2 separate regions of the Homo sapiens genome follow, and region 2 is linked to region 1. A link is a loop called in an ENCODE intact Hi-C map of the cell type or tissue named here. Cell type or tissue: PC-9. All regions are shown on one strand. Each heading gives the region's core, and the rest is flanking DNA. Links, peaks and the distances in the headings are about the cores only.

Region 1 (5,391 bases), core at 195-5,194:
CAGCCAGACTTCATGGCACAGGCCTTGAGTCTCTAACTTTTTAGCTTTGATCCTTTGCATCTCAGAATTAGAAAATTCCTTGAGGGGAGATCCACTGCTAAATACTAAATTCATATCCCTGGGCTTTTCCTCTTTCCAGCCTCTCCAACTCTTAATTTTTAGTTTCTTTGTCAGTATTGAATTACAATTTATATGATATAAATGTTTATTGATGACCTATTATAGATCAAGTAGTGGGCCACGTACTAGGGGAAAATTGGGCACAAAAAAACAGATGAGGTCTTGGCCCTCATACAATTTAAAATCTGCTAGAGGACTCAGACATAGTCAAGTAATTACACAAACAAAAGAAGCCGAATGAGTGGAAGGAAGTACATGGTGCCACAAACCCATGCCTTAGGTGATTTTAACTTGGTTGGGGAGGTAGGCAGAAGATTCTCTTAGGAAATAATTCTTTATCTCTGACTAAGGATGGGCAAGGGGTAAGTAAGGAAGGAGGGCTACTAAAGAACATTATAAGGGCCGGGCACTGTGGCTGGCGCCTGTAATCCCAGCACTTTGGGAGGCCGAGGCGGGCAGATCACAAGGTCAAGAGATCGAGACCGTCCTGGCTAACACGGTGAAACCCTGTCTCTACTAAAAATACAAAAAATTAGTTGGGCGTGGTGGCAGGCGCCTGTAGTCCCAGCTACCCGGGAGGCTGAGGCAGGAGAATGGCGTGAACCCTGGAGGCGGAGCTTGCAGTGAGCCGAGATCGCGCCACTGCAGTCCAGCTTGGGCGACAGAGCGAGACTCCGTCTCAACTAACTAACTAACTAACTAACTAACTAACTAACTAACTAACTAACTAAGATTACGAGACAGGAAGCACAGAAGCATAAGCCCTGTGCGGGATGGTGAGAATAAGAAACCAAGAGAAGACGGATGTGCCTGAAAGGAGAGAGCTCTGGGAAATTTGACACGTGATGAGGCCAGATAGGATGCTGGAGGCCAATTCACGTCGTGCCTCTTAAGCCAAACTAAGAAGCGTTATCTTCATCCTCAGAGCAACGGAAGCCATTCAAAGACTTTAAGAAGGGAAGAACATAATGAGAATGGCTTATTGGAAATTTTAGCTGGCTGTAATGTAGCTAATGGGCTGTAGCTCATTACATATTATAATACCAATGTTACTGTTGAGGAGTATAAATGTCAAAGAGATTGTCAAATGTATTTATGGCCACAGAGCTAATAAGTAATGGAGTTGGAACTCAAGCTCAGAATTCTACTTCCTGACCTGGGGCTTCTCCCTTTAATCAGAGTTGTCTGATATGAAAGAAGAAGAGCACACATAGAAAGGGCTCCCAGGTAAACACCAGCAGTTTGATTTGATTGTCAGATGACACCAAGAAAGGAGAGGCCAGTCTTGGGGTCTATATTTTCAAACTGGGAGAAAAAGAGAGAAAGACCAGATTGGTGGAGAAACTGATGTGGCATGTGAGGAATAGAATACTAGGTATGTCTACCCTAAAGGAAAGAATATGTGGGCGGTGAAAACATGGCAACTGTCTTCAAATAGTGAAGAATATGAATTTATTTGACAGGGCTTCAGAGAACCAACCAAGGCCAATAGAGATAAGATACAGGGAAGTACCTTTTAGGTTTTTAGAAGAGTTATCTGAGGAGGGGTGTTGTCGAAACTGTAGCAGAGTTTTCCTATTATTGAAATTATATAAGCAGAGCTGGATAACCACTTATAATAATAGTGTAGAAAATATTCATCTTTTGGGCAGAGAAACAAACCTTCTGATGTCTGAGAGCCCTTCCAACTCCTCCATTCTGTGATTCTCTGACACATAATTACACATAACCTTTCAAATTTCTTAAAGAGAAGATCCCAATATAAAAATACAGTAAAATGTCTATAATGCAAATAAACTTGCTCAGAGTTCAAACTATTTTTAAATTTTAAAATATTTTCATATAGCAATGGTTGTTATAATGCCTAAGGCATGGTAAAAAGCCAAGTTGTAGGCAGTGTAGCAAATTATAAATACCAGGTTGTATAGTAAAACGTCATTCCTTTTAAAAGCTTACTTTAGATATAATGGTTATTAATTCTTGAAAATTAGATATGCTGGAAATCGCTTTATATGTAGCATATATGGATAAAATTATTATTAGGTTTTATGTATAACTTGATTGCTGATATAAAATTGATGGTTTCTTTGTCAGCATGCAACATTATTAATGTGCTCAGCACACACATATCAATGTTCCAATAAATACTAGAGAGCATCATCCCACTAAAACAAAAACAAAAACACCTGTAAATGTTTAAGTTTTTCAAGTGAAAGATGATACTTGCAATGTGGGAGATTATTTTAGAATTGCTTAGTGAGGCCTGGTTTACAGGCTTGATAAGAATTATGAATATAACTTTTAATTCTGCCACCAGATGGCAGAAGTAGCCATTACTTAGGTAAATGTTTACAGTTAAAGTGCTTTAATATGTTTTACATTATTAGATTAAACCAAAACAAACAATTTGGATATTTGTAATAGCGTGTAACATGTTTTGTAATGGTAAAGATGGAAAATATTAGCTTAAATGAGATTTTGGAATTAAATTAATCATAATGTTTATGTATCCCCTGAGAATAGTATTTTTCTTTAATAAAAAAACTCTCACAAGGAATTCCCACTGATATGTTTTAATGAATGCAGTAAATATCTTAATTAATTATTTATACATTAATAATTCCTATATCTTCCTAAAGGTAGTCATTGGACTCAATATTGGGGTAAATTTAAAAGCATTATGCACATGCTGAGTACAAACCAAAGACTAAAGATATTATATAGTTATTGAGTTAAGGCATGGATGATTTTTTAAAAAGATTACAAATGTTACAAACGAAATACAATCACATGTACCTAATACAAAGTTATTTGCCTTTAATAAGTTAAAAAATAAAATTAATTTGTCTAGTCTCTAGACAATTTTAAAACATCAATCCAAAGGGATACATGTGTTTCTTTACTAAACAGTAAATGCCATGGCTAATTAATGCGTGTTTTCAAAGATCACGGATACATTAGCTGTTTTCCATATCAATTCACATTTTTGTTGTGTTGTTTTGTTCAGTCCTTTAAAAAAATCTACTTCCTTACATCCCACTGACTCTTTAACCTTCTACATCTGGCTTATCCTAACTATGACAAAGAAAATAGTTTTATCCAGTAAATTTGACTCTTCTTTACCAACTAACACACTATTTTGGTCCTAAACTCTCAGTATTATGTGACAAAGATTACTGTGTTTTTCTTCTTAAAACAGGATCTTTCCTTGACTCATTTGCTTCCATACTCCTTCATGTTTTTCTTTGCACTGCTTTTTAGTCTATTTGGAGGGGGAGATTCTTGTCCTCGACTCCACCTGCAGATGTCAGAAATCATAGGACCACTTGTTTTCTTTTTTTTTTCCCCTCAACATTTCCCTACATAGTGCCATTCATTCTGTCACCTCCCAATGTTATCTCTATGATGAAGCTTCCCAAGTGCCTATCCCAGCCCACTTCTCTCTACTGACCTCTAGACTTGTACATCCAATTGCCTCCTTGAACAAAGTCTCTTTTATTCTAGTACATTCCCTTTCTTCATGAGACTGACTTGATGAATGGGCTAGGCACAATGTTTTACCTTCCAGCAAAAGTGTCGAAAATGTGCTAAAGTAAAAACCACACAACCTATTTTCTTGTCAAGTGGGAAAAAGTAATTGTACAGGAGAATGGCCACACTATCATCAGTTTCATCCAGAAGCAAGATATTTATAAAGGGCTTTGAAAACTTCTGCTTAGGGCAGTAATAACTATATAGTTAAGGTGTGCCTTAATTTACAGAGTAGACATATTAGGACTAAAGATAAGCTTGAGCTAAATTGTGTTAATTCATAATGCATTAATTCATAAAGTTCTTTGCAGTGAAGATTCTTGGTTTACACTGGTTGTTTTATACTGAAAGACCTGTCAACTTAAATATGACTGTGATGTATATTTTCTATTTATTGTTTCACCTAGCTAGTGACCTATGATAGGCCTTGGTGCCAAATATTCTGCCCAAATGAAAACAAGATGCAATACAGACTCACTTTAAATTAGAATCAAGAAACACGGAAAGAATGAGACACTGGACAATGAGATCTACCCATGTAAAGTTATGGATTAAATTACTGAAGAGGCCATGAGTAAAGCCACGTATGAATGAGGCTGTTCTATAAGGAAGAATAGTGTTTGTTAAAATGAGTACCTGCTATGTGCTGAGTATTGTTCTGAGCACTTGTTTGCAGGTAAACAAGAACATTTACCAAGTAAGGTGCATGTTAACAAGTAAACACATTCAAAATTTTGTGGAAGAACATTTTAGGCAGCATAAACAACAAATGCAAAGATCCTAAGGCAGAAACTAAAAAACGAAAGAACAGCCACTCGTTTACAAGCAAACGAGAACATTTACTGGAAAACACACCTTAAAGAGGAAAGAATGGTATAGCTATAGTTTAGTGAGTGAGAGGTTATCAGAGACCGGGGGTATAGGAGGATGAGCTCAATTTCTAAATCAAAACCAGTAAAGATTTTTAAGAAGAAGTTCATGTGATGTGATATGTGACTACTTTGGCTGTTGTATGGACCATGGGTTGCAAGCCTAAGGCTAGGAGGATATCTCAGTGGGAAACAAAAGAAAGCAATATGTATTTTTTGCCTCAAATATGGCAAATAGGAAAGATTATGAGTAGGCCAAGTAGATGACAGGATCCATGTAGTACTGTTTTGCTTTTGTTTATATTTTTTAGAACTGAGGTATCTTTCATGTATATGTAGGCTAAAATAAAGGAGAATTAGATAAGGAGAGTTAAAGAAGCAGAGATAGAAGAGTAAAGATACAGAAAAGTGTCTAATGATCTAAGATCCTTGTTGAGGTGTCTACAATTAAATTTAAGAAGTGCTGGCTCTTGTCAGGCCCCATGTTCTATTGGAGTTGTCTCAAGTTGGGCTAGAAATTGGAAAAAAAATGCACATCATAGATTAATGGTAGAGTTTTATTGAAAAAAGGAGAATCTGGCATGACTGGGATCAGCAAGACAAAGATGTAAAAGGGCCTCTTGACTCATTATCATTCTACAGTGCAGCATGCCAGGAGCAGGGCATCTGCTGGACATGCATGTTTTCATTTTGGTGAAAGAATACCTCACCTCTGTGTGTCTCCCCATTAACAGAGCAAGCATGAGAAGTGGCCTTGACAGTAAGGGAATACATTGGATTTATGTCATCGGGAAATCTGGATTTTGTGTGCTTGCCAATTATTAGGAATTCTCTGGGGAAGCTAGATATTCTCTATCTAAGGAAATAGGAA
Region 2 (5,391 bases), core at 227-5,226, 560 kb before region 1:
ATGCATTTTGATGTATGGGAACCTGGGCTGGATTCACTCATGATTTATGCATCAGGAAGTTAAAATGGCTTAAAGTCGTCAGAGATGAGGCTGAATATAGTTAATATTTTTTTTTTCCACTCAGAATTTTCTTGCTGTGGATAGACTACTGCAGAGTTAGTTGCATAAATGTTGATCACTCTGCTGTTTAGACTCAACTTGGGCTCAGGATTCCTGCTGCCTGGTCTTGCCTGCCACCAGCATTTCTGAATCATGTAGGTTATATGAACCCTTGACGCCCTGCCTTTTCACTTACTGTTGAGCCTTCTGATCTATGTTCTGACTTCACTAACCTGTTTGTCATCTGGTTTCACTGGGGCCTGTGGATTCTGATACTTGCTAAACTTTTTGACTTGAATCACTCCCTTGGATGCAGACACTTCCCAGTCCACTCCCATACCTGACCTGTACCTTGATTACCCAATCTTGTTGAACTAACGTGACTTCCACAGCGTGTGCATGGCACCGATACCTAACCAGCTTGTTACTGCTTGTCTCTCAGTGTGGCCTCTTCACCTTTCCCAGGCCATGCTGGGCTCTGCCACAAACACCATGGGGTTATTTTCTTATCTGTGCTCACACCCTGACATTCCTCTTTTCCACTTCATCATCTATCAAAAACATAACTCTGGCCGGGCACGGTGGCTCACGCCTGTAATCCCGGCACTTTGGGAGGCCGAGGCAGGAGAATCACGAGGTCAGGAGATTGAGACCATCCTGGCTAACACGGTGAAACCCTGTCTCTACTAAAAATACAAAAAATTAGACAGGCATGGTGGCAGGCGCCTGTAGTCCCAGCTGCTTGGGAGGCTGAGGCAGGAGAATCGCTTGAACTCAGGAGGTGGAGATTGCAGTGAACTGAGATGGCGCCACTGCACTCCAGCCTGGGCGACAGAGCAAGACTTTGTCTCAAAAACAACAACAACAACAAAAACACAACTCTGAAAACAGTTTACTTCCACTTTCAAAACATATCACAGGATCTTTCTCCTGTAAACCACAGAATTTTCTTATGCCCTGTCATCTGAAAGATTCCCCTCTCCATATCCTGGTTATTTCATTGTTGCCCAGTTTTGAGGCAGATCTTTCTTTCATTGTTTTCTGAAGCTGACAGTCTGACCTTAGCGTTGATCGAGGGTACAGGTTATTAACTTAACAGGAGCCAGTTACGATCCATGTTTGCGCTGTCTGCTGTCCGCATTTGAATTTTTTTGAAATGAGGTGTATTTCAAACAAGTTAATTGCTGTGCTGATGCTCACAGTCAGTGAATGCACCAAGAAATAAGCTAGACTTCACTTTGTAGTAGGAAAAAAACTGACTAGATAGGAAACAAAAAATAGGATTGCATTTTAGTTTCTATTGTCGTTCAGGACAGATATATGCAACCACAGAAGATAATTTGAAGGAGCAAAAATGTAAACAGAAAAATTTGAGAAAGAAATAAAGTTAACCGAGCACACTAATTTAAGTTGACTTCCGTGACTGGTGGACTAGGGGAGAGTCTTGAGGGAACCCAAAGAAAATGAATTTTAGTCTTCACAAATCCAGCATTCCTGAGTAATGGTTTGGCTTGGGGTTGAAGAAGTCAGAGTAAAATAAAGGAAGAAAATGAACTTTAGGGATCCCTAGAGAAAGGTAAAACTGTCTGAAATGGTTGGAGAGGTTTTATAATTCCTAGAGCATCCAAGTAAAACGTATCTTTAGAGAGCAAAAATGGGACATTCTACTCCATGTCAGCAACACCCCTATGTAGTTACACCCTGCCCCTCCCATTCACCTCGAGATCTGCTGCACCACCGTAAGAAAATGTCTTATCTTTCATAATAATGGCTTCTTATGGTGTTCCTACTGGCTCCTTACAGACAAAACAAACTAGAAAAAGTAAGGAGCATAGCTGTGTGTTTATAACTTTTGTGGCCATATTCATTTAACTTAAGTACTTGAGTCATGTATCAAGCATACTTTTAAGGGAATATCACAGGTAAATTACTTAACTTCTCTATGTTTCCATTTCCTAGTCTATAAAATGGAGATATTAAGGTCTAATTTATAGGATATGAGTCTAAACCATACAGAGGGTTGTTTAGCATGATACATAGAAAGCATTTGATACGTGAAATAATGAGAGTTATTATCAGCTACAGAGATTCTGGGGAAAGACTGAGACTGGGGTTCCAGTCACTGGGGCTGTTGGTTACTTTCCTAGATGAAAAATGAGAAGCAAGTTGTTTGGAGCCCACTTCAGGGGTCTAATACTCACATTGCCTGTGGCCATGCCACCCTGAGTGTGCCTAGTCGCATCTAATCTCAGCACAATCACTTGGTAACTTGGTGTCCATAAAAATATCCTGCATTTTAAAAACTATGGTAGAGTATTCTTGATTCTAAATTAAAAACCAAGCTTAACTATTGCAACCAACCAATTTCCTTATCAATTGCCCAACTGTAAAAATGATGCTATCAATAGCTTTAGCAAACATGTATACTGCTTCTGGTCATATTGTATATTTTTTAAAAAATATTCTTTGACTTAAAGCCTATTACTTTCTTCTATGCCTGTTTAATTTTTGCCATTGTCTAGGTCTATAAGGTCTTCGTGACTTCCATAACAAATGCAATTAATCTGTATGCCTTTTAATTAGAATTACATGTATGGGGTCTATTTATTCTGTGACTTCAAACTTTCTTCTATAGGATAGTTAATATATAAAGTACATTAGGGATTCACAATTACCGTTTAAAACTCATTATTGACAGTGCTTAGCAGCAATACCATAATGTTATAAACACATCTATATGTTTCTTTTACTATCTTGCTTTGTGCAGTTGTCTCCCAAAACAAATTCTCCAAATTTAACAAGGAAAATTACATTGCTAATTAGATTTAGGAAACAGCCCGGAAACTAATGAAAAAATAAACTTAGAAATACGGGACAATTAATTCAAAATTATCCATGAAATCTTTACTGCTGCCATGTAAGGTACATTTTCAATTTATTTTTTATAACGCTTGTAAAACAGTGCTTTAAGTAATATATAAGAGCATGAAGAATAACTAGTGGAAGAAAGCACAGAACGAAATTCTTGCCTATGTGGAAAGAGTCTCTTCATTTTCTTGAATATTTTAGATAAATATTACTTATATAATTTTAAGATTTCTTTTACAGTATTGGATGGAACCCCCTATTTAAGTCAGTTTGAAATAAGTGATACCATAATTTGACAGTAGATGGCACTATTGTTATTCTCTAACAATGTGCTGAGTCAGAGTGGGCTCAGCTCAAAAGACGCACATTTTTTCTTTTAAAGCAGGACTACCATCCAAGAATCAATCTTGGAAGTCACTATTCATTGGAAATGACACCAAGGTTTTATTCTTTCGCCACTCTTTCATTTAAAAGAACAAAATTTCCTTCACACCTCTACTGTTAATTGCTCTCTTGTGGTTGTCTAAAATTCTTCGATGTGTAATTTGATTTTAAATATTGTATTGCTTTTGCTGGCACAACAGAACAACATTTTACATAAATGATGCTAAGAAAAATCTATCTCTTCATGGTAAAGATACTAAAACTCTTTACTCACCTTTGATATTTCTTATCCCTCTTTAATAGTATTGCATGTATAACGTAACGGTGATCATGAAAGTTAGAGTCAACTTAATTTTTATGGGGAAGATTATCTGTGTTTACATTTTCTTGCAAATTGTTGAAATTACCTCCCTCAGCTCTTTTTGTCAATCCCAAATCCATTTACTGCTACTTTTTATCCTAAAAAAAGCAAAACAATAATAGCAACAACAACAAAAATTTAGTTCTTTACTTTTCCCTGCAATGAATGGGCTGTTTGTATTGTCCAGCTTAATACCAAGTCAGCCATTAGTGACTAATGGATTAGCAGCTTGAAAAGGTGGATATTATTGACAGGCACAAATGGATTTCTAAGCATTTCTCTAAAACTACTTGCTATTGTTCCTTTCACGGGAGCAATTAGGCATGTCAATCTTCTTTTGCAATTTTTGTTTTTGTTCCAATCAAAAAAATAGGGTTTGCAATTCTAGGATTTTCATTTTGCTTCAATCTTGGGGATCTAGTCTGCCTTTCAAGGATTTTCATAGTTGATTAATGGTGTGAAATAATGCATTGATAGAGGAATTATTTGGAAGCAATTCTAGGGTGATTATCTGTTTTTGTTTTATTTGCTATTGTGCTTTCCTTTAACTCAAAAAAGTGAAAGATAATTATTATATTTGATCTTGTGTACATGTTTGTGATTTTCTTCAACATACTAGGAGTGTCTTTTATCTGTTACAAAGACATTTTTAGTCCAAGTAATTTGGGCATAAAGGGTACACTCTATGATTCCTCTATACATTATATTTAATCCACTACTAGAGCCAAGAAAAAGCCAAATTTAAATAAGTGATTTGAAAATTTTGTATTTAAACTGAAATGGTATAAACAAAGGTGGAACATGTTTACAGGAAGATTAAAAGAGTTCCGACATTGCATTTTGTCTAGGTGCCTGGCATCAGTCAACTCTACTATTCTATAGGTATTGCTATTCTTTGTATTTATGGTTGGTATTAGCGGCAAAATAGCTTGCAGCTGGTGCTGAATGCCTCAGCCTTATTATTAGAGCTATTGAGATAAAATTATCTCTACTTTCTATTTCAAATTGGTTCAAGTCTATCAAGTTCAAGGCTTTGACCTCTTTGTTTTCATTAGAATCCATGTAAGACAAGGAATATTATCTCTGTAGGTGTTTTAGGCGCTTTATACTGTAATTCAAATAGGAGAGGTTCGTGTGTGTACCTTGGAGTGGAGCAACATTCTTATACCTCTTTGTGTCCTGTTCCTGGTATGCTGCCATATACAGGCTAGTATGTCGTTCAGCAAATTATTTGTTAAAGCTTTAAATAGGACAGCTGGCTATATAAGCCTGACAATTTGCTCTTCAAAGTTTAATCTGCCAGGGACTACTCAGTCAGCTTGTCTTTTAAGCAGGGCATTGATTCTCTCTTCCACCTTCTCTAGGGACCAAGACGTTTCCTAAAAATATTATTCTGTTCTACTTGTGCCTTGCTTTGAAAAATACCTGAAGATTCTTGTTGCTGGGTCACATTTATTTTTTAATTTGAGACTTCAGCAAGACAATACAAAAGATTAGCTGAGAAGTACAGAAACCATACATGTGTAGTGTGTGATTTTTACAATCTATAAACTTGAAAATGTGATTTATTTACATTCAGGTGATTTTAGTTATTTCTGAAGTTTCTCTCAAGCATTTGAGGTTTAAACTCAGTTAAGTTCAGGGTTTCATCTTGCTCCCTTCTGTCTGAATTGGATTTT

What was found. Peaks named below come from ENCODE experiments on the same cell type or tissue, not always from the same donor. Only the 100,000 strongest peaks of a DNase experiment are listed, where the experiment ranks them.
Region 2: a loop joins it to region 1, with 6 times the contacts of the local background. A loop is called at or near these places in 13 of 110 quality-filtered maps.

Annotation. Positions count from the first base shown.
Region 1 is chr2:213,803,882-213,809,272 of GRCh38, forward strand. The region is part of intron 10 of SPAG16 (sperm associated antigen 16); the gene reads left to right. Among named protein-coding and RNA genes, the nearest start is that of MIR4438, 49 kb to the left of the region's middle. In PC-9, for the core only: a CTCF peak has its summit at 2,458 (motif pointing right); no DNase peak of the experiment used is centred there.
Region 2 is chr2:213,248,461-213,253,851 of GRCh38, forward strand. No RefSeq gene overlaps it. Among named protein-coding and RNA genes, the nearest start is that of SPAG16-DT, 33 kb to the right of the region's middle. RefSeq lists an enhancer at 3,167-3,216. In PC-9, for the core only: a CTCF peak has its summit at 3,300 (motif pointing right); a DNase peak (open chromatin) is centred at 3,311; H3K27ac peaks cover 734 bases.